Regions from separate parts of the Homo sapiens genome. Here region 1 is linked to region 2. A link is a contact called in ENCODE Hi-C or POLR2A ChIA-PET data. All regions are on one chromosome and are shown on one strand. The core of a region is the stretch at or near the end of the contact, and the rest is flanking DNA. Distances in the headings are between cores, read along the strand shown.

The links. A loop is a pair of places that touch in the nucleus more often than their neighbours do. ChIA-PET counts read pairs that join two places held with the same protein, here RNA polymerase II (POLR2A). Pooled maps may share reads with other maps.
Region 1: a loop to region 2 is called in a map of CD4-positive, alpha-beta T cell, with 20 times the contacts of the local background. The contact joins the promoter of VEZT here to the promoter of ATP2B1-AS1 in region 2. A Hi-C loop is called at or near these places in 3 of 168 maps with a recorded cell type or tissue (CD4-positive, alpha-beta T cell, CD8-positive, alpha-beta T cell and naive thymus-derived CD4-positive, alpha-beta T cell), 1 of 37 single-sample maps with no recorded cell type and 12 of 50 pooled maps. POLR2A ChIA-PET finds 5 or more read pairs at or near these places in 1 of 52 experiments (activated B cell).

The regions. Positions count from the first base shown.
Region 1 is chr12:95,214,490-95,220,729 of GRCh38, forward strand. VEZT (vezatin, adherens junctions transmembrane protein) reads left to right here and starts at 3,318. Exons shown (of 12, transcript NM_017599.4): 1 at 3,318-3,397. The coding sequence starts at 3,362. FGD6 (FYVE, RhoGEF and PH domain containing 6) reads right to left here and starts at 2,978. Exons shown (of 21, transcript NM_018351.4): 1 at 2,736-2,978. The coding sequence starts at 2,751. RefSeq lists enhancers at 2,642-3,236, 3,237-3,832, 3,297-3,536, 4,137-4,186 and a silencer at 2,837-3,066.
Region 2 is chr12:89,706,240-89,711,914 of GRCh38, forward strand. It overlaps ATP2B1-AS1 (ATP2B1 antisense RNA 1), which reads left to right and starts at 2,716. Exons shown (of 1, transcript NR_028138.1): 1 at 2,716-5,675. ATP2B1 (ATPase plasma membrane Ca2+ transporting 1) reads right to left here and starts at 2,599. Exons shown (of 21, transcript NM_001366521.1): 1 at 2,357-2,599. RefSeq lists enhancers at 1,478-1,567, 1,578-1,677 and silencers at 1,868-2,097, 2,248-3,267, 3,288-3,837.

The sequences.
Region 1 (6,240 bases), core at 2,068-4,567, 5.5 Mb after region 2:
TATTATGGTCTACTCCAATGTGAAATAAGTGCATGACATTTGGCAATAAATCTAGCACCTTTGGATCTTAATACTGCATCAACAGTCAGACCCAAAGCTTCTTAGAGCAAAGCAGCAAATCTTTTATTTACACAGCTGTTTGGCTCCAGGGAAATATAAGGTAAGAAAGTAAAGCACTAGTACCATTTTACTAACTATTACAAACATACTCGTCATCTGTTACACACAGATGGCTGTGGTTCACGTGTACACTCTCTGGCTACTGGACCAGCCAAAACGCAAAGCACAGACAATGAAGACAGTGACCTGTACATGTTCAAAAGGACACAAAATATATACCTATATATACCTATAATTCTCTCTCCTTTTTTCTTTTTTTTTTTTTTTTTTTGAGATGGAGTCTTGCTCTGTCACCCAGGCTAGAGTGCAGTGGCTCGATCTCGGCTCACCACAACCTCCGCCTCGCTGGCTCAAGCAATTTTCATATCAGCCTCCCGAATAGCTGGGACTACAGGCGCACCCCACCACACCTGGCTAATTTTTGTATTTTTAGTAGAGACAGGGTTTTGCCATGTTGGCCAGGCTGGTCTCAAACTCCTGACCTCAAGTGATCCACCCGCCTTGGCCTCCCAAAGTGATGGAATTACAGGCTTGAGCCACTGCGCCCAGCCTCTCCTTTTTCATATACAGCTTAAAATAATTCTGAAATCTCCACTAAGGGCAGATTATTTTATAGATGTAGAAAAACAAAGCAAGCTTTTCTGCTGGATACATATAACCTAGATGTTCTACAACATTCCTTTTATTTTCTTAAATTAAACCAACCCTTCCAAATACCACAGATTAGATTCAAAAGCAAAAATCCCCTCCCTTAACTTCAAGTAACTTTCCTAAACGTTTCAATGAATTTGACTATTGTTCCCAAAAAGCACCATAATCAGCTTGTAAGAACTATGTATACATATAAGAATGGGTAGAAATAAAACCCCAGTTCTCTTCCATATTCCCCATCTAGACACCAGAAAGAATTATGATAAATCCAACAGATGGGTGAGCAAAAAAGTAGTTGATGCTTCTCAGCCAGCAATGCTAAAAACCAACCAACTCGGCTAGACACAGGAAGTGTCCCACTTTAAACACCACAAAAATTTCTGTGGATTTCTTTAATTGTAAAGTTGATAAAATACAAAAATAGCTTGCATTATTTTAGGATAATTCAAATGCAAGAATCATGAACTTCCAGTCTGGGCCCTAGAAATTGGGTTTACATAAATGTGAAATTACATGCTTCTGTGCCTGTTCCTTATAAACTGTTAAGACTGGAATTGAAAACTGATACATATAAGACACGGTTATTTTAAATACATTTGACACCTCCAAAAAGGAAAGAGCTAAAACTGGCTGGAAGGATTTTAAAATTTCCAACCACTTTTAATTTAAATCAATTTCTTGAACGAAGGTAAGGCACAGAAATGTAGGATGAAAATAATTTACCTTATGTAAGTATAAAGCCTCCCTTTGGCAAAGAAAAGAGAGTTTATAAAGATATCTCATATAAGTGCATATAACATCAAAAAGGAAAGACCCACACAACACCCACTTCTTGCTTTCTTTTCCTATTGGCTAACTTCTTGTTTCGTTTGTTGTAATCTGATCACAGGGAGCAATGCAACACTACAATATATCTAGGCTTTAGAAATAATACAAATCAGAACATTTGAGTGCTGTTGGACAGTTTCAAGTTGCAAGAATTTTAAACAAATGCCAAGAAAAGCAATGAAAATTTAATCTGATACTTAAGTGCTGATTCTGGAAGTAACCTTGAGAAGAAGCTTTAAACTATTTCACTATAAAATTTCTAATGAAAGTTTCAACGTGGACAAAAACGTAAAATAACCCATAACACTCTACTTAATACATAAGTTCTGGTTTAAAAATTAACCTATGTACTTACGAAGTGAACGTAACACCACTTTGGTAATTATTTTGTAAAACAGAAATTGTTCCTTAAGAATGTTCAGAAACACAACGTCTAGAATTGCTGAAAATCCACACAAAGATAGAGGCTTTGTCATTTGGATGAAGGGGAAAGAACTATGGGAGGCAGACAGAAAATAAAGCTTTGTTTACCCTAATCAGGTAGAAACAAACAAAATAATTGTAATTGGGTGCAGACAAGCAAAAAAAAAAAAAAAAAAAAAACCTCAACAATCTCAACTCCTCTGCTTCTCAGGTAACAGAGGTAAAACCACCAGGACATGACAATGTCTACGCCTCTTTAAAATGGGTAAAAGGTTTACCAGCAGATACAAGGTTGAAAGCGACTCACTTAGTGGCCAAATTGAACACGCTGAGAACACTGCCTTTACCTATAATAACTGATCTATTAACTTGGGAATCTACACTATTTTCACATGCAAAGGCGAAGTCCTCGCACTGCTGGAGAGATGAGCGAACGCCCTTCACACATCGCATTTCACCTGGTGCAGAGCCCCCAGCACAGTCCCCCTTGGAAGGGAGATCCCGAGAAATCCCGGGTTTCCAAACAGCCCCTCTGGGCAGGAAAAGACGAGAAAGCCGGCAGCGAATCCCATTAGCTCCGCGCTTGCCGAGGTGCTCGGCAAAGGTACGGGGCACACAACTCGCCCACCCCGGCGAAGAAAGTTGCTCGCGAGCCCAAGCCTAGCAGCGCTCGCCACAAACTTTCCCGCGGCAGCGCGAGCGCCGTCACTTACCGGCTGCAGAAGTCATGATTCCCCGGTGCAGCTCGCTTCCCCGCTCGGCCCCTCAATCCATCTTCCCCTTTCAGTCCATTGTTCCCACAGTTCGGGTAGGAGAGAAAAGCCCCCGCAGCGCCCACATTCCGTCCCGCCGCCCCGCGGCGCAGCCTGAGCGCCACACAAAGGACGCGGCCGACTCTAGCGACCCTGCGGCGCTCCCGGGCGCGAGCCGCCGGGGTCGGGCGGGCGAGCACTAGCACCGCCCCGCAGAGCGGCAGGCTGACAGCCAGGCGCGGGCACGAGCAGTGCTCTCTTCGGCTCCGCTGGCGCGTGCCCTTCTCGGGCTCCAAAAATCAGCAGTGCTCCGGGCGCCCCCTGCTAGTCGCGGCCGTAAAAGGCAGACAAAAGCCCTAGCCTCCTCCAATCGGAGGGCTCGAGCTTCAGCTCGCTCCCGCCTCTCTCGCTTACACGCTCACTCTCTTCTCCAATAAGCGGGCTCGAAAAGGGGGCGTGAGCGGCGAGGCATATTGGGAATTGTAGTTTTCTGGACCCACGGGACGGGCAGGAGCTGGAGCTCCGTGCCGCCTGTACTCCCGCCTTCATTTCCCATCGTGCTGAGGCGGGTGGCATGGCGGAGAAGGATGACACCGGAGTTTGACGAAGAGGTGGTTTTTGAGGTAAGAGGAAAATGGCGGTGGGTGTGGATTGCCTTTGTTTGAGAAGGACGAGACGGAAATCGAGGAAGCAAGGCGTTCCCGGGGCGAGGGATCGGGTGACGCGCTCCAGCTGGCCTCGACCACCGAACCCCAGCGATTTCAGGGCCTAGAGTCCGTCGTCGCCTGACAGGTGTAGCCAGAGGCGCCCTGGCCGTGGCCGGCCTCTATCTCGGGCCCGCCCAGAATTCCCAGACGGTGCCCGGTTGCCAGGCTCTGGGCTGGAGCGGTGTCTCTTCCTTCCTGGGAATGGATGTGCGGCGGGGGGGACTGCGCCCGGCTGGGGCGGGGCCGAATCGTGCCTTTTAGATAGTCACAACTTAGCCTCCTCCTTTTCCATCCGCGATTTTTTTGGGTCAGTATCCAGAGTGCTTCAGGTCACTGTTCACCGTCAAGGCGTGGCCCTCGGAATGAAGGCAGCAGGTGCCCGTTTTCTAACACGGTTTAAAGTCTATTTGTGGGACCTACTGTGGGTAGTTAGGGCCAGGGCATCTCAGCATCTAGATTCGATTCTTTTGTCCTTTGCTGTTGCGCTAGGTGTAGCCAGTTCTTCTGACTCGGGGCTCTAGATGTGAGTGCTTTTGTGTGGGACTATTTTAAGACGTTCTCTGCCATCTTGAATGAAAAAAATCGGGCGAGTGTTTTTGATGCCATTTTTTTCCATCAGACACAGGTCAAAACTCGCACCCCTGTACGTATGTGTATTGCATGTATACGCTTTACTTTCATTTATCCAACTAGATTTTAAGAAAATTTAAAAATGAAGTGGCCCATGCCATACAGCGAGAGAGCGAGGCACAGACAGGACAGAATGCTAAATGTTGAAATATGTACAAACTGTCATTGAAGGATTAATTTCTGTTCTTGCGGCCTCCCAGAGGCTACACCCAGTACGCGATATCCGAGGTGAATCTTTAACTATGAATTGGATTAGAAAAACCGGCAGGAGAAAATGTATTACAGGGAAAGAGAACTGATTATGCCAAGCTTGGGAAGTGTGAAAGTACCTGGTGTGCATTTTTAGGGGGCGGGGTGTGGAGGGTGGCTATGTAAAGTGGCTTGATGTGGCTGCAATGAAGAAGCAGTGGAAAATGTGGCCATTTTACCGAAGTGAAGAGTCTAGATATGAGGCGTTCATTAGGGAAGACAAGGGCCTGAGATGAAATGAGAGACGTAATGGAATAATGGCTTGGACAGACACTTGTAAGTTAAAATCGAGGCAATGTTTATAGATTGAATGTGGTAGCTGAAGGAGAGAGAAATATTTTCTAGAGTAAGGGTAACTGATGGGTGTATTTTTTTTACCCATTATTTTTGATTTCTGAATATAATAGTAATATATGCTCAAGGAACATTTTATTGTAGAAAATAAGCCCCCAAGTTAAAATCATCCATTATCCCACCACCCAAAGATGGTAACTATTAACAGTACGGTATGTGTTCTTATAGACTTTATTTCTATGTAAATGTGTGTTTATGTGTGTGTAATTTTTTAGCCTCTATATTAAGACACAATGTGTGTGTGATATTTTTTAAAACAAAAGGTATACCACGTAGAATTTTGTATATATTTTTCACTTGACTTTATCGTGAATCTTTTCCCATTCATCATTCTCTGAAAACATTAATATTATAATATCCCCTCACGTGTATCATAATATAACCTTTTTTTAAAAAAATACCATTGTAATCAACAGTGATATAAGCCTATTTTTAACTACAACTCTGATTTTCCTCAGAATAATTTTTAGAAGTAGAACTAGTGGGTGAAAGAATATGAACATTTAAGACTTACGCAGAAAGGTTATACCAATTCCGGTTTCCATTAAGAATAAGAGAGTATTGGTTTCACCAAATCCTCAACAACAGCCTTAACAGTTTCCTTTAATCTTTGCTAATTTGATAGGCAAAAATAACATTCCATTGTTTTAATTTACATTTTATGCATTTATACATTTATTAGCTATTTTTATTTCTTTGAACATTTCTCTTCATATTTGTTGCTCATTTTCTTATTAGATGCTAGCTTTAAAAAAATTGACTTGCGTGAGTTCTTCATATATTACTAAGCCTTTGTCATACTTGCAGAAAAATTTCCAGTTTGCTGTTTGTTTGCTCTTTGATATACACAATTTTTATTGCAGTATAATTTACATAAGGACAGGGCACAGATCACAAGTGTGTGGATGGTTATATTTTCACATGTTGAGCACACCCATGTAACCAGCACCCAGATCAAGAAACGGGACAGATGGGGCATGGTGGCTCACACCTGTAATCTCAGCACTTTGGGAGGCTGAGGCAGATGGATCCCTTGAACCCAGGAGTTTGAGATTAGCCTGGACAACATGGTGAAACCCTATCTCTACAAAAAAGACAAAAATTATTTGGGCGTGGTGGCACATGCCTATAGTCCCAGCTACTCGGGAGGCTGAGGTGGGAGAATCACTTGAGCCTGGGTAGGTCAAGGCTGCAGTGAGCCATGATCGCACCGCTGTACTCCAGCCTGGATGACAGAGCCAGACTCTGCCCCAAAAAAATAAAAAATGAAAAAAGAAACAACATCACCAGCACACCAGAAGCTCCCTCCTGGTCCTTTCCATCACTACTCCCTACCCCAAAATGATCACTATTTAAACATAATAACCTAGATTAATTTTGTCTATTTTTATTGTTTAGACACTGTGCATTTCCATTTATATACTCTCTTATTTCTGACTTTTTTTTTTCCTCTCTGGCTTTATTTGTGAGATTCGTCCATATTGTTAACATGAGAATTTTTATTTTGGCATAGTATTCCATGTGAA
Region 2 (5,675 bases), core at 1,466-3,965:
TGTTCATCTATATTATTTAAGAACAAGCAACTGTAAAACAGTAAAATCACAAAAGGTAAGTTGTTGGAAGACAACAAAAAAGAATTACTATATCTGATCCTGCGTGTTTATTTTAGAATCTGTTAATAGGCCTACAGCTAAAAAAAAAAAAAAAATTGTAAAGCCACTGTCATACTGGTAGGTACCTTTATTTGGTGGCAATGGCTAGTTCAAACCACCTATTAAAAGCAGCTATTACTTTCCTTCTTTTACCAAGAATATCCAGACCATCAATATTATTATAAACACAAATCAAAACTAGTTTCTCATCTCATCTCAGAATGCTAAAATCCCAAGCTTCAATAAAAAAAAGATTTCCCATACAATTGCAGAAATTTCTCTCAAAAGAGAAATGAGAGAATACAGAAAAATGAAGACAATTCCCCCTTACACGTCAAAATGGGGATGCCAATAATGACAGCTGCGATAAAAATCAAGAAGGCGTACCCCGAATTTTCACCATTTTAATAAAAGAAAATCACGAAATTTTAAATTAAAGGTGGCGCTCTGTCCTCAACTCACCCGAATGTGACTCACTTTTGCAGACTATATGGTAGGAAATTAACAGTTACTTTTCAAAGATCTTTGCAGTTACACCCAAGCCAAAATCAGGACAGAGATCCACCCTTAATTACAGCAATTTAGCTGTCTTATCTAAAGCAAGGTAAAAACTAAAACGTCCTCCTGAAATCATAGCTAAATAAGCCCATTTCATATACTAGCTATCAAAGGTTCCCAATTAAAAAAAAAATGTTTCTATTTACTTCAAATTTGAACTCACCAGGAGGATAAAGAAAAAGAGAGGGGAGGAGGAGGACCCAAATGAAACGCACAAGTACAAAAAGCAGATTCTCCTCCAATCCCTCTTAATTCCCCCAATCCACCCCTGCCACACACAAGGACAGGGAGTCTCGGGAAGGCTGGCATCGGGGCAAGTGGTGAAGGCCCTCCATTCACTCACGTGGGCCACCATCCAAAGGGTTACACACCCTCTGCCAGATGAGAGCCTCATACAAACCAGGCCCTTACAAGTACTTCTTATTATAAAATACACCCACGCTGAACAAAAGCCTTATTTTAAAATAAGACTGTCCTCAGGTGGGGGAGGTTAAACACAACAAAGGCTTCCATGTTGACAGGCAGACAAGTTCAGATATATGCATATACCTACACACGTATGAAAAAAATCTATGTAGCTAATTTATCACGAACAGCAATCGATACCAACAGAAGCCATTAGATTATTAATAAACCAAGAAAAGTAGCGGGCACAGAAGCGAAAGGTGGCTGTCTGCAGCGCTCTAACCCAAAGAAAAGGTAAATATCAGCCTGTCGAGGAGGGTCGAGCCCTCCAAGTACCTGCAGACCCCTTTAACCCACCCGGACGCCCTGCCCTCCCCTCCGAGCCAAGCAGCGCACAGGGTGCGAGCACTCCCAGCGCTGCGAGTCCCGCAGAAAACTGGTGAATGAAATGCGCACAGAGACCAACCTGGCTGGTGACCGCGGCGCAGAACCAGGGGTCGCTAACCAGCTTAGCCACAGGATTCTCCCGCAGGATGGGATAAAGAGAGCACAGCCCCCACCCCACACCCCTGCCACTGGAACGCGGTCCTCCTACAGACTCCTTCCTCAAAAAGGGAGGTGGGGGCGCAGGCTTTTTTCTCTTAAACTAAGTGAATAAACACGAATCGGAAACAACTGTGAACATCCTGGGGGGCCAGACGGAAGGCGTGAGGAGAAAGACCAGGCGGCTCTCCAACTCCCGAGGAATCACCGTCCTGACACGCCAACAATCAACCACCAGGGCCAGGGGCCGACCAGGGGCCCCCGCTCCCCTCCCGCAGTGCGTCTGGGGGGCCGAGGCCAAGGATTAGAGGGGTGACCCTCCCGGGGCGCGGGGAGAGGGAGTGCCGGGCACGGTGCCCTCAAGGTCACCACGCGCCGTGGCGGGGGCGACCGGTGGCGGGATGGGCTGTGGCGCGGCCGAGGCGGCTTCGTGAAGCCGAAGACCTGCGGGTGTAGACCAGAAGCCCCAACAAGCCCCATCCCTCGGGCCCGGAGCAGCGACTCCCAGACTGACCCGGCGCTGAGGTGCACGGCGAGAAGCCCGCTCACCTTCACAATCTCCCGGCAAGAGGCAACCTGCGAGGGGCCCCGACCGCCCCCGTCAGCTTCTCCCGAATCCGGCGCAACCCGCTGCGCACCCAGCTATCAGGATCCCCGCCGCGACGCCCGACCTCCGTGCTCCGCCTGGCCTCCCCCGCAGGTGACCTGCCCCGCCGCCCCCGGCCGCGGGCGGGCGGCGGCCGCCACTCACCTCGCCCGGCAGTGGGAACCATTTTCCGAGGGGGAAGGAAAGGCAGGCTGCGGGAGGGTCGCGGGGCGTTAAGGGGCAGCGGGAAACGCAGAGGATGGGGGCTCCGTCCTCAGCGCGTCCGCAGCCGGCTCGCAGGGCTCGGGGCGCCACGCGGAGGTGCAGCTGCACCTCGGGGATGGGGCGGCCAAGGAGCCGAGAGGCTCGGCGTCCACCAGCCGGGGCTCCCTACTCACGCTGCACTGCGAGGAGGCGGCGGCGGCAGCGAAGGAGGAGGAGGCGGCGCCCGGCCGTCCCCGCCCAGAGCCCGGCAGCCACCGAGTGGCCGCCCGCGTCCCCGCAGGACCCGCCTCCTCGGCTCCGCAGAGCGGCACACAGGGCGCGCCGCGCTCGCTCGGCACGGGCAGCTCAGCCGGCCTCACGCCGCCGTCCGCAACAGCAGCCGCGGGCGGGGTGCAGCCACCTCCGTGAGCGCCGCAGCCCGCCCCACTCGGGGCGGGGCCCGCGGGCACCGGAGAGCGGACGGCCGAGCACGAGGGGGCTGCGCGCAGCTCCGGGCAGGGACCCCGTCTGCACCGGGTGGCCTGCAAGATTGCCGGGGTAGGCAGGGGGAGGAGAACGCTCACCCGTTCCGGTCTGGCGCTCCCTTTTCTCCACACCCACACGCCTCCCGCTCCACGCTGGCGGCGCAGCTGCTCCCGCTGCCACAGCCGCCACCGCCGCCGAAGCTCGCGCCGCCGCCGCTGCCGCCTTGGCTGAGCGCGGTCACGTGACGCGATCCGCGGGGAGCCTGGGGGCGGGCGAGTGCGCGCGCGCGCGCGCGGAGGAACCGCGGCTCGGACCGGGACTGGGAGCTGAGCGGCACTGGGAGGGCGTTTAAGGGGAGGACCCGGCGAGCGCGCCCTCGGCTGGCGAGCGCGCGCCTGGCGATTAGAACTTGCCGCGCGGTCGGGAAAGGGTGGCCGGAGTGAGGGGCGGAGGTGGGGACTTGCGCCTCCGCACGCCCCTCCCTTTCTTCCTTCCCCTGAGCGCCTTGGCTTGCCGCTGCCCCCGCCCCCTCCAGCGCGCCCCTTCCCTCCTGCCGCAGCCTGCGATTGGCTGAGAGGCTCTGACGTCCGTGTTTCCATGACGTGTTGGTGCAGGAGGGAGCGGCGGGGGAGGAGGGGGTGGCCAGGCGCGCGGGGAGGTGACTCCGTCAGTCACAGCTGCTGTTTCGGCGCGGGGCCGGGCCGCTGCCGCGACGTGTGGAGGCAGGAGAGCGATGATTGCCGCAGGAGAAGTGCGGGCGCCCTTCACCTGGGGCCCCTCCCGAACCGCCCCCGGGCCCATGCCCCTCCAGGGCCCAGGAGCGAGCCAGCGGGAGGGCGAGGGCGAGCGCTCCTGGCGAGGACAGATTAAGGCGAACCCCCAGTCAGCGGACATTTGAGCGGCTCCTCGCCGCGTCTCTGCCCCCACTCCAAACCGGACTCGACGCCTGTCCCGGGCCGTGACGCACGCACCGGAGGAAAAAGTGCTTCTCGGCTCGCTCCCTCTTTGGGGAAGAGAGCTCACTCCCCATGCGGGCGCGGGACACTCCATCTCTGTTCCTGCCGGTCGGGTCCGCAAACACCGGGGATCCCAGCTGCGGCGCCCAAAGGGTTAACGCAGGCGTTCGGCCAGTGCAAACCGGCCTCGCAGGATCCGCGCTTAAAATCCGGGTGTTTTCATTTTGGGTTTGTTTCTTCTACTATGCCAAGCTGGTGGCTCTCTTTTAATTCTCTTGTAACATCTCAACCCTGCACCCATCTTTCCTGAGGGGAAAAGGAAACGGGATAACTTGCGGTATTTCGATGCTCAAAGGTAACCGGCGGCTCTGCTCCAACCTTCAAGAGATTTTGCAAGTTGAAAAAAAAAAAAAAACCATCCTTCGTAACATCTACTTAAAAAAAAAAAAGCAAGTTTTCCTTCTTGTACACGCATATACACAGTAAAGATGTGTATCTTACCTAAGATACCGCGCTTCATCTTCATCTAATCTTTATTTGAACTCACCGTCGCCACTGGCCCAGAGACCTTGTCAGTGTTATTTTCAGTATCAGTTAATCAGAACAAAAAGATAAGTTCTGCAATCTTCTTTCTCTTAATTCCAGAACTGGAAAATTAATATTTATATAGCCTCCTCAAAAGCATACAGGCAATAGGAAGTATGGTATTATGTTCACGATCTGATGATAGCATTTGTTTTAAAATATTTTAAAAGATTAGACACAAAATGTGTAAAAGACGTTTAAAAGTGAATAAATATAAATCAATGCTGTTGCAAATAATTTTTTTATCAGTTTATGTATCTCACTAGGCTTGACATTACCAGCCTTCTGAGCTGTGCCCTTGATGTGTAAGATAAACGAACATTGAACAGAATGATAGCATTTTTCCTCTCTTCAGTCACTGATGGAGAATTGGTTAATGTGGTACAATAAATAGCCCTTCCTGACACTATTTCAAATCTTTTTAACAGAAGAATAACCTAAATTTCACCTAATAAATTTCAATATTATTTCCCCCTAAAATATCTTTCAAAACGACTCAGAGACATTTAAGAATCACTGGCTTTTTTCCAACTTTTCCTCCAAGGAAGTTACAATACAATGTTGAATTATGTATTCTACTTTAATCAAGAATTTGACATTAAAGTAATATGTGAATCATTGCTATAGTACACTAGCAAAATGGGTAATAAACTAGAATCTGTTCACTTTGTGGGTTTGTTCCAGTTCCAGATTATAAAATGAATGCTCTTAAAGTGTTGTGGTCATGAAACAATTATTGAGCATCTTTATTTAAGAACACGATTCAATTAAGTTTTCATTTATATCGATAAATCTATAAATGAAACATACGGAATATATATATTCATGTATATCCATAAATGAAAACGTGTGTGTGTGTGTATCCCGGAACATATTTGTATGCATTTTAATGAAATGTGAGTCATATGCAATGACAAACTTTTACTGTCATAGTCAAGAAAATTGTACTGTAGTTTGGTTTTTATATTTTTATTCTTCAAATAGGAAATAAAGGGTGAAAGCAATATAGAAATAACTGTTCACATTACATTAAGAAATTCAATTTTTTTCTCCCACAGGCTTAGTACTAAAGCATCCCTCACACATATTTTTCAATGTAAAAATCAAGAAAATATTGCATTGCTTACTGTTTCCTTGAAAAAAAATTGAACTATCTGAAATCAAAGATGCCACTGTATGTAACAGTATTCTCTTAATCTTAGACCTAACTTATCCCATGTGTTTAACTGATCTAGAGATGTATCTTTGCATAA